2 separate regions of the Homo sapiens genome follow, and region 2 is linked to region 1. Evidence: read pairs that join two places in POLR2A ChIA-PET (ENCODE). Cell type or tissue: endothelial cell of umbilical vein. All regions are shown on one strand. Links, peaks and the distances in the headings refer to the core of each region. The heading gives the core; the rest is flanking DNA.

Region 1 (8,339 bases), core at 210-8,209:
AAGTAAAAAGCTGGCAGGAGAGTGATCCTATCCGGAGCTCAGTGCAGGGCATCCACTGCAGTCTCTTCGATGAAGTCAGAGAACACTGAGGCCTCCCAGGTTTCAGATCGCAGGTTTGGCTTCTTCAGTCATCAGACAATCTTTATGCACCTTTTGTGTACTTTGGGCAGTAAGTAAAATGTAAGGCGGTATGAAAGGAGCAGGTCGGGAAGTGAAATATAAGAGCAAGCTCTAAGTTGAAAAACCCATTTTCAAAATCACAATATATGCTGCTGGTTTCCCTTATGTCCTTATTTTCATTTGGTACTTTAAAAATTTCAGAAATTATCTTAAGGACGAATAATGAAACTTAAATCTCTAAGATTAATTAATATTTTAATCTGCTTTTAAAAGATTTGAAATTCTTCTTTTACATCATTTGAGAACTCTCTATGACCAAGAACTGCTAATTATGGTAACAAGCTGTAGTTTTAGATTTTCTTTGTCAGGGTTAAGAATTCAGATACCTAACTTAAGACTCCACATGATATCTAGACTACCAGTATTTTTTGAATGAGGCTTTCTTAGGAGTATGTTGATGCACTCTCATCCTTTCCTCCCTGGACTCCTACCACAACCCTCTGACTGATCTCCCTACCTCCATTCTCTCTTCTCTCCACTCCAGTTTTCCTTTTGCTGCCACAGCTTGCTATCCCAAATACAAATATGACTCAATGTTATGGTCCTGCTCAAAATTTTTTAGCAGCTCTGCATGACTCAAGAGAAACCCCAGCCCCTCCATGTGGCTGTGCTTGCAGCCTCATCCCCCTGCAAAGCCCCACGTGGGCTCTGGCCACTGGACTGTACCCTGTTCCTAGAACACCCTGTGTTCTTTTGCCTTTGCACATTCTCTTCACCCTGCTGGTTCCCTGTTGTCCACTTTTCCTCCTGGACAATTTCTCCTCCTTTTAAAGACTCACCTCATGGATCACCACCATGGTGAGGCTGTCCTTTGTTGGCATTTGTCATGCTCCATTGTAATCTCTGGGCCACAACCAGAGCGTTTCTTCTCTGTGTTCTCTTAGTTACCGAGCTTGTGGTGGGTGTGCACTAAAAAGTGACATCATTCTCCTTGACCTGGTGATCCCATATTTGCATCTATACTTCCAAGGAAGGTGGTACATGCACTGCTGCTTGAGGCAGCCCTGTTATCCCAGGGAAAGATTCTAAGGGATAGGCCTTGCCTGTCCCTGGGAGTCAGAGAAGTGCAGGTTAGGGAGAGAAACATATTTGGGGTTAGTGCACCTGCGATCAATTTGGCAGTCTCTTTAAGTCAAGGGAGTTTAACTAGCATTCAGAGAGTTCATGAATCTGTGGTCTGAATTCCAGTCTGCGCGCTGGCACAGAAAAGCCATGCAAGCTTGGGCAAGTCTGGTAACTTTTGATTTGGTATTCTCATCATTAAATGGACAAGGTGGACCAGGTGATCTCTAAAGTATCTCCATTGCAGCTGTGCATGGTGGCTCACGCATGTAATCCCAGCACTTTAGGAGGCCGAGGTGGGTGGATCACTTGAGGTCAAGAGTTCCAGACCAGCCTGGCAAACATGGTGAAACTCTATCTCTACTAAAAATACAAAAATTAGCCGGGTGTGGTGGCACATGCCTGTAGTCCCAGCTACTTGGGAGGCTGAGGCAGGAGAATCGCATGAACCTGGGAGGCAGAGGTTGCAGTGAGCCAAGATCATGCCACTGCACTGCAGCCTGGGTGACAGAGCAAGATTCCCTCTCAAAAAAAAAAAAAAAATCTCTGTTGCGAGACTCAGCGTGCACACTGCAGGTGGAATAACCTAGTGACTTTCTCAGGTGTTCAGTTGATAGTCATATGATCAACTGGCACTGTTGTGTAAAAATGCCCATTTCCAAAGATGGAGAGGGAATTTAGAATGTCGTAAATGGAACATAGTGTTCATGGCATCTTTTTTGCTATGGAGTTGTGAACTAATTTTAACTTTCTAAAAGGAAACAGTCCAGCTTTGTGGGTAACTAGGGTAGAAAGCAGCAGTTTGCTTTATGGTGAGTTCTGCATGCTTTGTCATGAATCGGTGGCATGTGATTCGTCATGTAAGCCATTCATAACTGGTGTTTCTGTCAGTCATATGCGTACAGAAGGCAGTTCTCCATGTGCTCATACTTTAGCAGAATAAGAATGTGACTGTTGTTTCAAAATTAGAATCAGTAAATAGGTGATGATGGCTTATTTTTTGCCCCTATTTCAGTATTGGCTCACAACACTTGAAAATGCGCCTCTAAAAAATGTCGTCATGATATTTATAGCTCGATGTTTTGTAAATGAGCTGAATGTGGTGAGTGAGAACAGTTGCACGTCCTGTGCTTTTGATATTTCCCTTGACTGCTGTGAAGGCTCTGACTCAGCATGGATGATGTACAGTCTGCTCAAGATACAGCCCCACAGGAGTGGAGGCTGGCGTCATCCTGGAGGCCTGTTCCCGAGGTGCTGGAAGATGGCACGGAGTGGTTGCCATGCAGATGGGATTCTTCCCACTGCCCTGGGAGCTTCCATTCTAGAACTGTGAATTGTGGACATGTCTATGTCCATCACAGTAGCGGTCTGTGGTTAGCCTGCTTTCATACTGATAGGGCCCAGCTCTGGGGTGATGATTTCTTTCCTTTTTTTCCCCTTCCTTTTCACAGTATACTTTCAAGAATGGTTAAAATAATTATTTCACCTTAACTACTATGCAACTTGGAGTAAATTAAAGGAAAATTGTTTTTCTTTTCAGGTTCAAAGAAGTAGGTAATTACTTTTGGCAAAGGAGCAGACAAAGATCTAGCAATATGAGATTCATTTGTCAATAATTAGGCAATGATAAGTATATATTTTAGGTTGAAATTTTAGCTATTTGAAAAAAACTACAGGCTGGGTGCAGTGGCTCACGCCTGTAATCCCAGCACTTTGGGAGACTGAGGTGGGTAGATCACTTGAGCCCAGGAGTTCAAGAGTAGCCTGGGCAACATGGTGAGACCTCGTCTCTACAAAAAATACAAAAATTAACCGGGCGTGATAGTGCACTCCTTTAGTCTCAGCTGAGGTGGGAGGATCGCTTGAGCCTGGGAAAGCATGGCTGCAGTGAGCTGAGATCACACCACTGCACTCCAGCCTGGGTGATGGAGTGAGACCCTGTCTCAAGAAAGAAGAAAAGGAAAAAACTACAGTTGAATAATTTGCCAGTTTCTCATAAATTAACAGAAAGCTTTGAGTCTTCAGAGTCACAACACAGTGAGTTCATGGATGGTCAGTGGGACTTCTGGCCCAAGTGGCCATTCTCACATCACTTCTGCCCTCCTCCCCGTGGACTGCTTTAGGAATCCATGGGTCCTTCCTCTAATTAAGATGTAACACCCTCTTGCCCCAGAATTCCTCCAGATGGGATTGCTTGGGACTCAGGTGTTTACAGTTTATCAAAGGGTAGCATTTCTTAAAAGTCACCAAAATCCTGCAGAACTAGGAATAATTTGCCAGAAAAGCTAGGCAACACACAGGAATTTGGATTTGTTTAAGATTAAAAGGACATGTTAGATCAACTTGCCAATGAAAATTACGGTGCAGATCTTAAACATTTTCTAAATTTGTGTTTACTTCAAACTGTAAAAAGTTTTGTAACTAATTTCTGCTCAACTATTTCATGTATTCATCATGTTTCATGTATACATCAAGAATGTAGCATAAAGAGTTTCTAGCTTGACACTATATTAGTTTTGCTTTTTTTTTCTTTTCCTTTCTGTTTTTTGGTGGTTTTTTTTTTTTTTTTTTTGAGACAGGTTCTTGCTCTGTCACCCAGGATGGAATGGAATGCAGTGGCTCATTGCAGCCTCAACTTCCTGGGCTCAAATGATCTTCCATCTCAGCCTCCTGAGTACCTGAGACCACAGGTGCACACCACCATGCCCAGCTAATTTTTTTTTATTTTTTGTAGAGATGGAGTCTCTTTATGTTGCCTAGACTGGTCTCAAACTCCTGGGCTCAAGCTATTCTCCCACCTCAGCCTTGTAAAATGCTGGGATTACAGGGATGAGCCATCATACTTGGCCACTGTATTAGATTTCTGTTGCTCTGTAACAAATTACCACAAATATGATGGGTTAAAACAGTCCACATTTGTTATTTCGCAGTTTCTGTGGATCCAGAGTTCCAACACAGCTTAACTGGGTCCCCTGCTCAGGGTCTTAGTAGGCTGCAATCTAAGATGTCAGCTGGGGCTTTGGTCTTATCAGAGGCTGAACTGCAGAAAGTTCTGCCTTAAGCTCTCTGAGGATGTTAGTGGAATTCATCTCCTTGTGGCCTTAAGGCTGTGTTCGGCATTTTCTTGCTGGTTATTATCCAGAGGCTTCCCTTAGCTCCTGGAGGCCACCTGCAGTTTCTTGCCATGTATCCCTCTCCATAGGTCCTCTCGCAGCATGACACTTACTTATACAAAGCCACCTATAAAGAGTCTCTCTGCTCAGAGTCTCTGGCCTCAGGGACAGCTGAGGCCCTCTTTTAAATGGCTGCTCACTTACTAAGTCTGGCCCACTATGGATAATCTCCTTTTTGGTTAACTTAAAGTCAGCTGAATAGGGACCTTAATTACATCTGAAAACATCTCTTCACCCTTGTCATATAACATAACCTACTGTGGGAGTGACCATCCTCTTTTCTACATGCTGTTGATGAGAAGCAAGTCCCAGCCCCTGCTTATACTCCAGGAGGGGAGGGTGTTATACAAGGTATGGTTACCAGGATATGGGAATCATTGTGTAGTGGGGGGAGCAGGGCCTAGGACTTACCCTAGGGTGTGTCCACCACAGGTACTCTGAATGTTTATTAAGTTGAAAGATTCTGTTATAAATCATTTATTTGGAATGAAAATTACATGTTCCAGTAGGAATCGGGTGATATTTATAGTTAAGCTTATAGGTAAGCTGACCAAGCCTATTTAAAATAAAGTGTGGCTAATCTAAAATATTACTATTCCATTTGTCTTGAATTTGGAATAAGGTCAGGGTGTGAAGTACAGGAAAATGCTTCTTCCCATCTTCTGGGGCACAGGGTTATCCTATCCATCAGCTCCACAGCTTTCCCCTGCTTCCAGCCCTATTTGGTGATAGGCCACATTTGCCTTTCTCTTTCCCATAGACTTGGAGTAGCCGGCCCTTCTCCTGCTGCCCTGAGCTCTTGCTGTTGGACCCACATGGGCCCAGCCCAGCCCCCCAGCTCCTCATGTGCCCAGATGATCTTTCTCTTGTTCCTCCTGTCCAAACCATTTTCCCTCAGTAAGTTTCACTTCACTAGGTATTAGACCAAAAGCTTCCAGTGTGGAGGAAGGAGAAAGGCTAATTATGGGTTCTGTTTCTCTCTGACAGATGTCAAGTTTTGCTGTGTTTTTCTCAAATATTTAAAATATCTGTGGCACCTCTGTGAGTTTGCTGCAGTTCCCAGGGGTGCCTCTGGGCATAGTTTGGGAACTGTGGCTGTATCCTGTGTAGGATTCTACCTGCATTGAGCACTCATTATTTGTGAGGTCCAGTGTTCAGGGTTGGAACAGCAAATGGAAGAAAAAATAATCTAACAGCTGACTTGAGCACTGAGAAGGATGCATTTGAGGCTCAGAGGCCCTGCTGTGGGAGGGCAGAGCAAAGTGTGTTTGCTTCTGGGATGGGGTAGCAAACATCATTTTGCCTTAAGACGAAATAAATACCAGCCACAGCATGATGCTTCCTGGCAAAATGTTCCTATATTTTGCCTGAAGCAGAGCTGAAATCCTTAACAGACCATGGTACGGTCTTGGTAATCTGTTTATTTGGTGTAGGGCATTTACTGCCCACTTCAGTGGTCTACTGTTCAGTTGTTTTTAATAGGGACACTAAGGCATGTTTTTAAAAATCAGCTTGAAGGGAAAGCATGTAAATATAGTCACATATCCTGAGCTTGGGCTGGCTAAGGGTCGCTGGTGGGGCAGGGTGCCATTTTGAAAAGAGCCAGTGTGGTACCTCTCAGGACCAAGGGCACAGAAGAAGGGATGACCTGGGAAAAGACCAGGATTCCTTCAGCCTGTAGCCAGGTGATAGAATTTCTACAGCACACAGGGGTAAGGGCTGCTGGGGAAGTAACCCACAAGGACATGGGAATCAGCACTCCATCGTGTCTGTGGCCAGATCACCCTGGAGCCCTGGGCAGGCAACTCTACAATGAACATAATGTTTTAAAATATGCAAAGTAATATTATGTATCATTTAGGCATAATACATGTAGGGGAAAGAAACATGGGAATGATAAATACCACATCTAGGCAAGTGGTCCTGTCTGAGGGTGAGGGCAGAAGATGAGACCCAGAGGGGCTGTGATGTGGAGCGAGCTCTGTTAGCCATGTCCACTTCTTAAAGGAGCTCATGCGCAGGGGCTGAGGGTGTCATTCTTTCCAACCTCAAGTCTTCATAAATTTTTTCTGATTTTTAATGGGAAGAGTAATACTTTATGGATTTATGATAATTACATTTTTTGTTTGTGTTTGTGCATTTGGTTTGAGGAAAACTAGTGAGTGAGCAGGCATGCCAGAGGCCAGCTGTTGTCACCGAGGTTTGTCAGCCTCTGGATTGAAGGAAGAGCCCACTGGGGATGTTACAGACTCTGTGCCCAAGCCGGACTGTGCCTAAAGCACCTCCTTATAACCTGGGCATGGGACCCTCAGAGCTGTACCACATCATCAGGAAAATGCAGAGGGTGACACCCACTCCCTTGAGTGACTACAGAGGAAGGAAGATAGCATGTGCCTGAGCCCGACATATAATTGACCACAGAGTAAACATCAGTTAAACATGGATCTAAAAATGTGATGGCTTTTGGATGCTCCAAAGAATGCCAGGGGAAAGTGAGCAGATATGGGAAGATATTTATATTTATCTTATTTATTACACCTATTATCCTATCACAGAACATATTTAAATATGGAAAGTGCTCCATTCTATAATTATAACAAAAGAAGCAATCATGTAGAATTGTCCCGATTTTAATTCATTAATTTTTCCAACTTGAAAATACTTTGGGATATTTCATAATAGTTCATTTTGCCTGAAACAAATTGAACCATGAAACCACTGGTCTGTGAAATGACTGAATGAATTAAAACTGTGTGTAAGCAGCTAGATCAAAATTAATAAGAGAATCTAAGCATAAGTAGAAGCCCATTAACAAAGAATCTATTCTTGAAGTGTCTCTGTAGCATATTTTTATGGCGTTTCCCCCCCGCCTTTTAAAAAATTTAATGTATCTTTACATAGAGTGATTTAATAACAGAACTTCAGCCTGCAAGGGAATTTTTGAGTTGTTTATTTTGTTTTTTAAAATGAACTGTGTTCTCCTTTGGATCATGAGTGTTCACATGACAGAAAGTGTGGGTTTGCTGCTGGTTTCTGGTACATCACCCTAGCACGTCCTTCATAAATGCTGTGGCCATTCTGTCTTACTTAGGAAAAAAGATACAGGAAATAAAAATCAAACAAAACAAAAGGCTGGGGGCCAAGAGTATTAATGCTTTAAAGGAAAAAGCGAAGTCTCTCAATATAGCTTTTAAAAATGTACTACTACCAAGTACTGACTAGATACTGGAAATACATACACATGTATACTTTTCTCCCAGGAAACAGATAAAGGCAGACTAAAGTCCATCATGAAAGAGGATTAACGGAAGGGAAAAAAAGTTCTTGACACGTCAGACTATAGGCTTGCGTCTTGACAAAGTACGTTCCTACTTGACCTGTGGCTTATAGCATCCCTCAATCCCTCATCCTCATCTCACTGTGCCTGTGCCCCAGCCTTACACACAACCATGCTATTCCACAGTCAGAAGAGGTCATTTTATTTATTTGTTTATTATTTTGAGACAGGGTCTCACTCTCCCAGGCTGGAGTTCAGTGGCACCATCAGGGCTCACTGCAGCCTTAGACTCCCGGGCCCAAGTGATCCTCCCACCTCAGCTTCCCAAGTAGTTGGAAATACAGGTGTGCGCCACCATGCCTGGCTATTTTGTTTTTGTTTTTGTTTTTTAGAGACAGAGTTTTGCCATGTTGCCCAGGCTGGTTTCGAATTCCTGGGCTCAAGCAATTCTCCTGCTCAGCTTCCCAAAGTGTTGGGAATATAGGTATGAGCCACCATGCCCAATCAGAAAAGATCTTCTGAAGACACAGTATTTCACAGTTGGGGAATGAGACCCAGAAAGCCAGAGGACCTTCCCAAGCTTCCCAGCCAGTCGACTTTCTCTATGTAGCCAGCTGGCTTTCATCCAGTATTGCTGGATGGCCTGC
Region 2 (8,339 bases), core at 99-8,098, 73 kb before region 1:
GTCTCTGCCCTTTCCCAATTTCCTAGAGTATATGACTCAAATTTTTAGCCCTTTTTCTGCTGTTTACCTCTATATTTCTAAATACTATGTCTTTCAGTTTTATTGACTCTCTACTATAAAATATGAATGTTTTTATGTTCCATCTTGCCAGTGTAATTTCACATCACAACTTTTGGTTAAATCAGTGATTGTATTGTTATACAATTAGTATATTGTATTATTATACAATTATTATACAATAATACAATGTAGTGGTTGTATTATTATGCACATTGTATTTGTAGATAAGTACGTAGTGTGCCATGATTATGTTTCCTTAAGCATAATTGAGTTGAAAACGGCCTTGTTTTTTCTTTGTTTGGTTTCTGTGTACCTATCATTGATTCTTTCCTAAACATAGTGTGCTTAAACACACCAGACAGCCTCTCAGTGTGTTGTGTTGTTTTCCTTGGAGAGGGTATTTCTGGAACTGTGGTGTTCCCTTCCCATTTGGGCAGTTCACCTCCAGACTGGCTGCAGGGTTTCTGTCCTCACTTCCCAACTTCTTGGGAATTCACTTGGCTTCTCGTTTACCACCCCTTTCTTGTAACCCCCTCCTTTATCTTGGCAGGTTCATGAGAGATAGTTTGGAATCTTGCATATCTGCAGACATCTTTATGCCCATCTGCCCTCCAAATTTGGAAGACATTACCCATTGCCTCTAACATTGCTGTTGAGAGCCTAATGCCAGCCTGACCCCTGATCCTTTACACGGGGTCTGTTCATTCTCTCTGGAAGCTTTCACAGTCTTCTCTTTATCCCTGGTGTCTGACATTTCACAATGATATGCCTTTGTGGTCTCCTCGATCAGAGGGACTTAACACTTGCAGACACCTGTTCTTCAGTTCTGTGAAATCCTTGAATTATTTCTTTGAGAATTATCTTTTCTCCATGTTCTATCTTTATTTCTGGCCCTCTGTTGCATTTTCTGGACTTACCATTTGTTGTATGTTTTCCCCCTATTTTTGTGTCTCCTTGTTTGTTTGGGTTCTTCTGTCTATTTTGAGATTTTCTCAACTGTATTTCCCAATTCTTCTATTGAATGTCAGCAATCATAAGTTTAGTATCCAAGAGCTCTTTTTTATTCTCTGAATGTTCCCACCTCCTTTTAGAAAATAGCATTCTGTACTTTATTTCATGAATGCAGTATTATCCCTCTGTACTTTTCTTCTGATCTCTGCTTTGTCTCTGTTTCCTCCTAATTCCTCTTTTAGTGGAAAGGCGTTTTCATTATTGTGTTACTGCCCCTGGTGCTGCCTGTAGTTCAGTCTCACTTGATAGGAAGTCTTGTGTCTTCCACTGGATGAGAGAGGGGATGGGACTTTGAAGGATAGAGAGGGGTCAAGGAGTGTCTTCTGCCCTTCTGCAGCCGTTCTGAGGTCCTAGGCTCTATCTCCTGGGGTTCTCCAAGGCCCAGGCACTGTGGGCTATCATTTTATGGTGATTCAGAAGGAGGGGAGAGCAGACGTAAGTTCATCTGTTTAATCCAGAAGTCTCCCAGGTCTCCAGGTCCCAGTATTACACTTTGACTTTAACCATTTGGTAATTAACTTTTCTCCTACTTAGTCTATCCACTTAGAAATGTCTGCAGCCTTCAACTTTCCTTTTTCCCTCCCTCCTTTCCTTCCTTTCAAAAAGCTCTCTTCAGGGCAGATGTACCAATCACATTTCATTAGAGGTCTTTACTTCTCTGGTTCTTTTTTATTGTTGAGTACTGTGAATTTGGTAATTTTTCATAGATTATTGAACTTTAGATTGACCAACTTCTGAATTAATAAATATATCAAAGTTTAATATTTATTTTTTATTTCTAACTTCACCTACTTGAAAAAGAAAGCAACAACAATGTTTAAAATGTAAATAGGATAATTAGGTATAGAAACTTTCAGAGAACATCTGGGATAACAGGGACTGTGTGTTTTTACCACATGAGACATGATACAGCTTTTATACAATTAGGCCTTAATGCTTGCTCTTATATTTTCATGTTAGCACGAGTGAAAAGGAAAAGGTAGTGCCTCTTTTCTGTTATTAAACAAAAGGATCAGGGAACCTTGATTAACACAATAATCTATGCACGAGTGAAAAGGAAAAGGTAGTGCCTCTTTTCTGTTATTAAACAAAAGGATCAGGGAACCTTGATTAACACAATAATCTATGTCCTCAAGGATAGTTTTAGAAAACCATTCAGATGGTTCACTATAGTTTCTAAAGTGCCCTAACTTGTGGAGGCATTTCTGTAGGGGGCTATAATATTATAAAACAGGTACTTGGGTTTGCTTTTAGATGCTCTAACCTTAAAATGGAGACAATTTGGAAGTCTAAGGATATATCAGACTTTTTAAAAACTATTTGACTTCTCAAGCTTTTGCCAAATGTTTGATCACAGTCAATTTATTATTGAATTATCTGCTACATATGTATGGTGTGAATAATCTGTGTTTGAAAATGAGAAAAATTGTACTGTGTCAAATATGAATACTACATAGGAGTGAGAGCTAAGCATTAATGTAAATTAATTACTTGTGCCAAAGACTTCTCCCCACTAGGAGGACAGCCTGTGTTAGCACAAGCATAAACCATCAGAGTAGACAGAGCCACTATTTTTCTGATTGTGATGATGTTGGAATTTCTCACTCACACATAGTCACTACAGTGAAATGAAAAAAGCATGGGTCCTGGAGTCAGACAGCTAAGATCCTGGCTTCAGATCTCACTAGCTAGGGGAAGTTACTTTCCAGACCTTAATTTCTTAATCTATAAAATGGGTGGTTAAAGTCCCTACTTTAAAGGGTTTGTTAGGATTGGGCTTTTCATTTATAAAACACATAGCACAGTGGTGAGGTCATAATAGATGGCTGCTGTTTTTTAGGTTGCTGATTTCAGAATTATCATTTTGCATAGAAGAGGCAACTTTGACAAGGACATTTTAAGGCATCTGTTCTGACTAACCCCAACTTCCATCTCCAGAACCTCACTCCATGTGGCTTGTATAGACAGCTCACTAACTCTGTGACCTTGGCCAGGATACGTAACCTCTCTGATCCTCAGTTTCCTTATCTGTCAAATGGGAATAAATGTAGTTTCTGCCTCATAGGGCTGTTGTGAGCATTAAATGAGTAAATATATGAAAAGCACTTAGAATAGGGCCTGGCACAAGGTAAGCATTGTGGTAAAGTGTGAACTGAAAAAACAGAGACTACTTCCTTAGAGATGGGCCATTGGGAAATCACTTCTCAACATTCCTCCCTCACTCCCTATGTGTGCCTCTGGTGTGCAGGTTGGCGGGCCCCTGCCAAAGTCAAAGAGGTCTGTCCAATTGTAAGTGATAATGGCTCTTTTTTCTGCCCGTAATGAGCAACAGGCACCTTCTATGTTAAGATTATGCCTTGCCCAAACAGGAAGGCCACGTCACCTTCGCGTCTTCCTGTGTGCTATTGTGTGTGAACACACCCAAGGTCGACTGACAGTATAGGGGATGTTAGAACATTTAAGATGAGGGGTAATTTGTCATCAGGCTATTCCCTCCTGCTCTGAGCTTACCACAAGTACAGTATTATGGTCCAGGATCCAAGGAAGCATTACGAGTTTTAGATCTGTGCTCAGATTGTTCCGTTTGATTTGCAAATGACTTTTATGCAATGACATTTTGATTTAGCACTTAAAATATAACACGTCAGCTGTTATTAACAATTATCTTAATAAAATGAAATGGAAGGTAATAGATGGAGTACGTCTTGCTTCATTTTCTGTCCATACCACTTAGGACAGTCCCTAGCATATGGTAGATGCTCAGTAAATGTTTGTTTGAGTAAGTAATTTATAAATTATTTTCATATTCATTAATAAAAAGGGAGAGGTGGTACATCTTTTTTGTGCATCTGCCTAAGTTTTATCCACTACAATACCTTTGATATTATTCTAGCTTTTCTTAACAGTTACAATAATACTGTATCTTCTCAACATCATATCATCTCAATATGCTGATCAGTTTTAATTTGAGGGATAATGAAAGATTTCTCTATTTGTAAACCAGTAGATAAATAACAGGGCTTGTCTCTAGGGAGAATACTGAAAGATGGTAGAGGGGTGCAGAGCAGGAATGGATGGAAGATCTTTTCTGTATATTCTTTGTCTTTATTTTTTAAAACTATGTATACACATTACTTTCTCAAATAAAAGAAATTTTACCCATGGTAAAAGAAAAAAAAACTCTTGTATCTGCCCACTGTGGAGATCTGCCTGCATTGAATAGTACAGGGAAATTACTTATTGATCGGCAAATTGCTTATTGATTGGCAAGGTTTGCTATGTTTTCTTTCTTCTTTCAAAATACATGCTATGGTCATGCATGAATTCGGGGATAGTCTTCATTTTCTTTGAGCAGTTACTCTTAGGCTATCTCATTATTTTAATGTTTATTAGTGGTATAGCTTGCTCATACTAAGTTCCACAAAGTGATCTAACTCAAGATTTCTTGGGAAGATGGTGAAGTAAGGGAAAAAACCGATAAAAACTACAAAGAAAAAGGAAAGTAAGGAGAAAACTCCATAAACCAAGAAAAGGAAAAGGAGAAAACAGGGAGCTGGCAGGGAAGTGGTGTCCGTTGCATTCTACAGGTGTTGAGAAGTTTTTATCTGATATAACATGAAGGACAGACCAACTTCAGGAAGACACCAAGAACCAGCCAATGTCTTCCCTTCCTGAGACAATTGGTGGGATGACATGAGAAATGAATTTAACAAATGCTAGTAGACCACTACAGACCCCACTAATTGGAGATCAAAAGCAGGCCTAGAAGAGGTAGAGACTCTTTCTACCTTAGGATTCAGTAACATTCACAGAATGGGTACATGGATATCACCAAGATAAACTGAAAACTTGGGGGCAACCTTCAGGTCTACCAACAATTATTTTTTGGAATTTTCTTCTGTTCCCCTTTGGTTTTTATTTAGACATGATTAAATACATGATAATTTTAGGGGGAAAGTAGATAAGCTAACAGAAAAAAATACTGTAAAACCCAGAAAAAAATACTGTAAAACTAGTTAACATTATAAAATGACAATATGAGCAAACAGTGTATCAAAATATATGATTCTGAAGTAAATCACATAGAATAAATATGAGATAATGGCCATGGACATTTTTGAAGAAAATAAAGCCACAATAACTGAAAAATTATGATAATGGCACCAGAATAAATAGATAAATAGAACAGATCATAAATTCCATGAACTGTCAAAAGTATAGATACATACAAATTTGTAGGCCAGGTGTGGTGGTTCACACCTGTAATCCCAGCACTTTGGGAGGCTGAAGTGGGCAGATCACTCGAGGTCAGGAGTTCAAGACCAGCCTGGCCAACATGGTGAAACCCCATCTCTACTAAAAAATAAAAAAAACTTTGCCAGGTGTGGTAGCACATGCCTGTAATCCCGGCTGCTCCGGAGGCTGATGCAGGAGACTGTCCTGAACCCAGGAGGCAGAGGTTGCAGTGAGCCAAGGTTGCGCCATTGCACTCCAGCCTAGGCAACACAGCAAGACTTCATCTCAAAAACAAAACAAAACAAAAACAAAGAACCCCCCCCACAAATTTGTGATAGGCATTTTTTGCCAGTAGAAAAATGATTGATTAGGTATTAAATGTTGCTGGGACAAATGGCAAGCCATTTGGGGAGAGTGGATAAAGCCTCCCCTTTTTTAAAGTACACACTGAAATGAAATTCAGTCAAGTTAAATATATGAATATAACAAATTAAAACCATAAAAGGACTGGAAAGAATTATAGGTGAATATTTATCTGATCTTTGGGTGGGGAGACCTTGACTATAAGAATGACACCAAAGAGAGAAACTGTAAGAAAAAAAATTCACAGGTTCTTCACGCTAATGTTGTGTGTAAGGTTCAAGACCGAGAAGGAGCTATATGTCCAACATTAGATAATTGAATAAATGTTGACCCATCCTTATAATGGTATATCTTGCCACTATAAACATAAAACTGTATGTAAGTATTTATCCTTGGAAAGACAGCCGTGACATAGTGCTAAGTGAAAAGCTTATAAAGGCATGTATATAGATGTTTGCTTTTGTATAAATGGCCTGGGCAGATATAATCCAATGTTAACACCAGTAGTTTTCTCTGGCTATTAAGATTTGGGTAATTTATTTATTTTGGCTTTTCTGTGTTTCTTTCTTTTCTCCTACTATAGTGATTATATATTTAAATAATCATGTCTAGTTAAAAACCAAAGGACAAAAAAAAATTCTACAAAATAATTAGTGATAATAAAATCAGAGAGAAAACTGAGCTTCAAACTCCCCTCTTGACTAGATTAGATAGATAGATTTCTTAGAAAGATTTTGGGGACCATCTGTTTTGTTGCATGATAACAGCATTTCTTTATGTGGCAACTTGAATCTGTAATGACCATAAATGCAAATTTCTTTAAACATAAAAATCAAATACATGTATTCATTCTAAAATACCACTAAAGGTCATATTTTTAAATGATGATTTATTATAGTTGACATTTGACTTATTTATACATTCATTCTTTTTAAACAGTGTTTGTTTTAATTTTTCTGAATTAAACATCAAAGAGCTGTTTTAAAATACAAATTTATTATGGACAACCAAAGTTAATGAATATGTCTCTTAATGAGAGCTTTGGCTAAGCCAGTTTAAAACATTTACAAGTCAAAAATGTAATCAAGGAGAGATTGTTTTAGTTTATTGTCCACCAAGAAGCTTAGCTGCCAGCAAGAAAAACTCTCATTTTCTGGGGAAATGTTGCTCCTCCTGCTTTGAGCTCTGCAATGTTTTATCGACTTGGAAAAACAACATATTAGTTTTGATAATCAATCCTGATAAAGTCCTCTGAGCCCATCAGTTTTCTCTTGTGAGCTGACAATCTTCTAATGTGAAAAAGGAAGAAATTGGGGTTGGGGGGGGCGGGGAAGTACTGAAACTTGCAGCAAGTGGTATGACCACGTGTAATCAGTCTTATATAGCCCTTTATATCCTAGGTGGAAATCAATAATCATCATTTTGCCTTTGCTTGAAATTGCTTTATACCAAAACCAAAAAGGCCTCTGTTATACCACTTTCTCTCAGTTGCACACAATATAAAAATGCTCTTTGGATCATTCCAAAACTGTATACACATGCTGGCTGGGAGGAATGAATGACTGTGTGTGTTTGCTCTGAACCCTCCTCAGCCCAGCTGTGTTGTCACTTGGGCTGCACTCTCACTGTCATCACCAGGCCTCTGTCACTGACTCCAGACCTCTCCATCTTCAGGGGTTGTAATTTTCTTTGTATAGCCTTCCCCACAACCCCACCCAATAATTGCCATTTGTTTAAGAATACCTCAGGATCATTCATTCATTTATTCAATGTTGAAGTGCTGCTGAACATCCTATGACGTCCAGGGCAGCTCCCCACAACAAAGAATTTTCCAGTCTAAAATGTCAGCAGTGCTGAGGTTGAGAAACGCTGAGGTTGAGAAACCTTCAGTTAAATCAACTATTTTCTTCAGCATGTCTAGGAACAGTATTGGGCATAAAGTGGTAGAAGAGCGAATGGGATTTCTTTCCTACCATTCTGGTAAATTGACACATGAGAAAAGTCAACAGATAACAAATAATGACAGTGGCATGTGGGAGAGGCGCGTGTGGCACTGAGAGCACAGGGGTGGTCATGCTCTCTCTGACTGTGCCTGTAGGGCTCAGAGCATTCCAGACCAGCTTTATCATGGTAGGCAAGGGGAGCAAGTAGAGTGACGTGGCAGGAGCCTAGCAGTGAGGAAGAACGTGGCTTATGACATCCAGGAGGAGAGTGTAGACGGCGCTGGGCATGGAATCAGGCCAGCAAAGCGGACAGTGTCTCGTCATGAGAGATCCAATACTGGGCACTGATCACGTTTAAAAGAGACCAGAGAGACATAATCAAATGCTGTGCATGAATTTTGACTAGATTCTGTCTAGTAGGAAAACAGCTATAAAAAAAAAAGACATTTTGGACCAAAAATCTTCCAGAGAGGATTTCACAACACACTGATTTGCCAAGATTAGTTTTGTGAATGATTTCTCTCCACTTATTACTTTGAAATTTTCAAATATACAGAAATGCTAAAAGTTCAGTGAATAGTTGTATGCCTTTAACCCAAATTCTGTAGTTGTCATTCATATTTATCATTTTGCTTATATTTGCTTTATTTTTATGTATATACATGCACATACAGACCATACAGATAAAAACACAACTTTTTAAAAAATGAACTTCTTGAAAGTAAG

The links. ChIA-PET counts read pairs that join two places held together with the same protein. Peaks named below come from ENCODE experiments on the same cell type or tissue, not always from the same donor. Only the 100,000 strongest peaks of a DNase experiment are listed, where the experiment ranks them.
Region 2: POLR2A ChIA-PET joins it to region 1 with 10 read pairs; 2 of 35 experiments call an interaction of 5 or more read pairs at or near these places.

What each region holds. Positions count from the first base shown.
Region 1 is chr3:43,400,352-43,408,690 of GRCh38, reverse strand. The region is part of intron 12 of ANO10 (anoctamin 10); the gene reads left to right. Among named protein-coding and RNA genes, the nearest start is that of SNRK-AS1, 53 kb to the right of the region's middle. In endothelial cell of umbilical vein, for the core only: no CTCF peak of the experiment used is centred there; no DNase peak of the experiment used is centred there.
Region 2 is chr3:43,472,872-43,481,210 of GRCh38, reverse strand. All of the region lies in intron 11 of ANO10 (anoctamin 10), which reads left to right. Among named protein-coding and RNA genes, the nearest start is that of SNRK-AS1, 130 kb to the right of the region's middle. RefSeq lists an enhancer at 1,892-2,464. In endothelial cell of umbilical vein, for the core only: no CTCF peak of the experiment used is centred there; a DNase peak (open chromatin) is centred at 3,470; H3K27ac peaks cover 2,091 bases.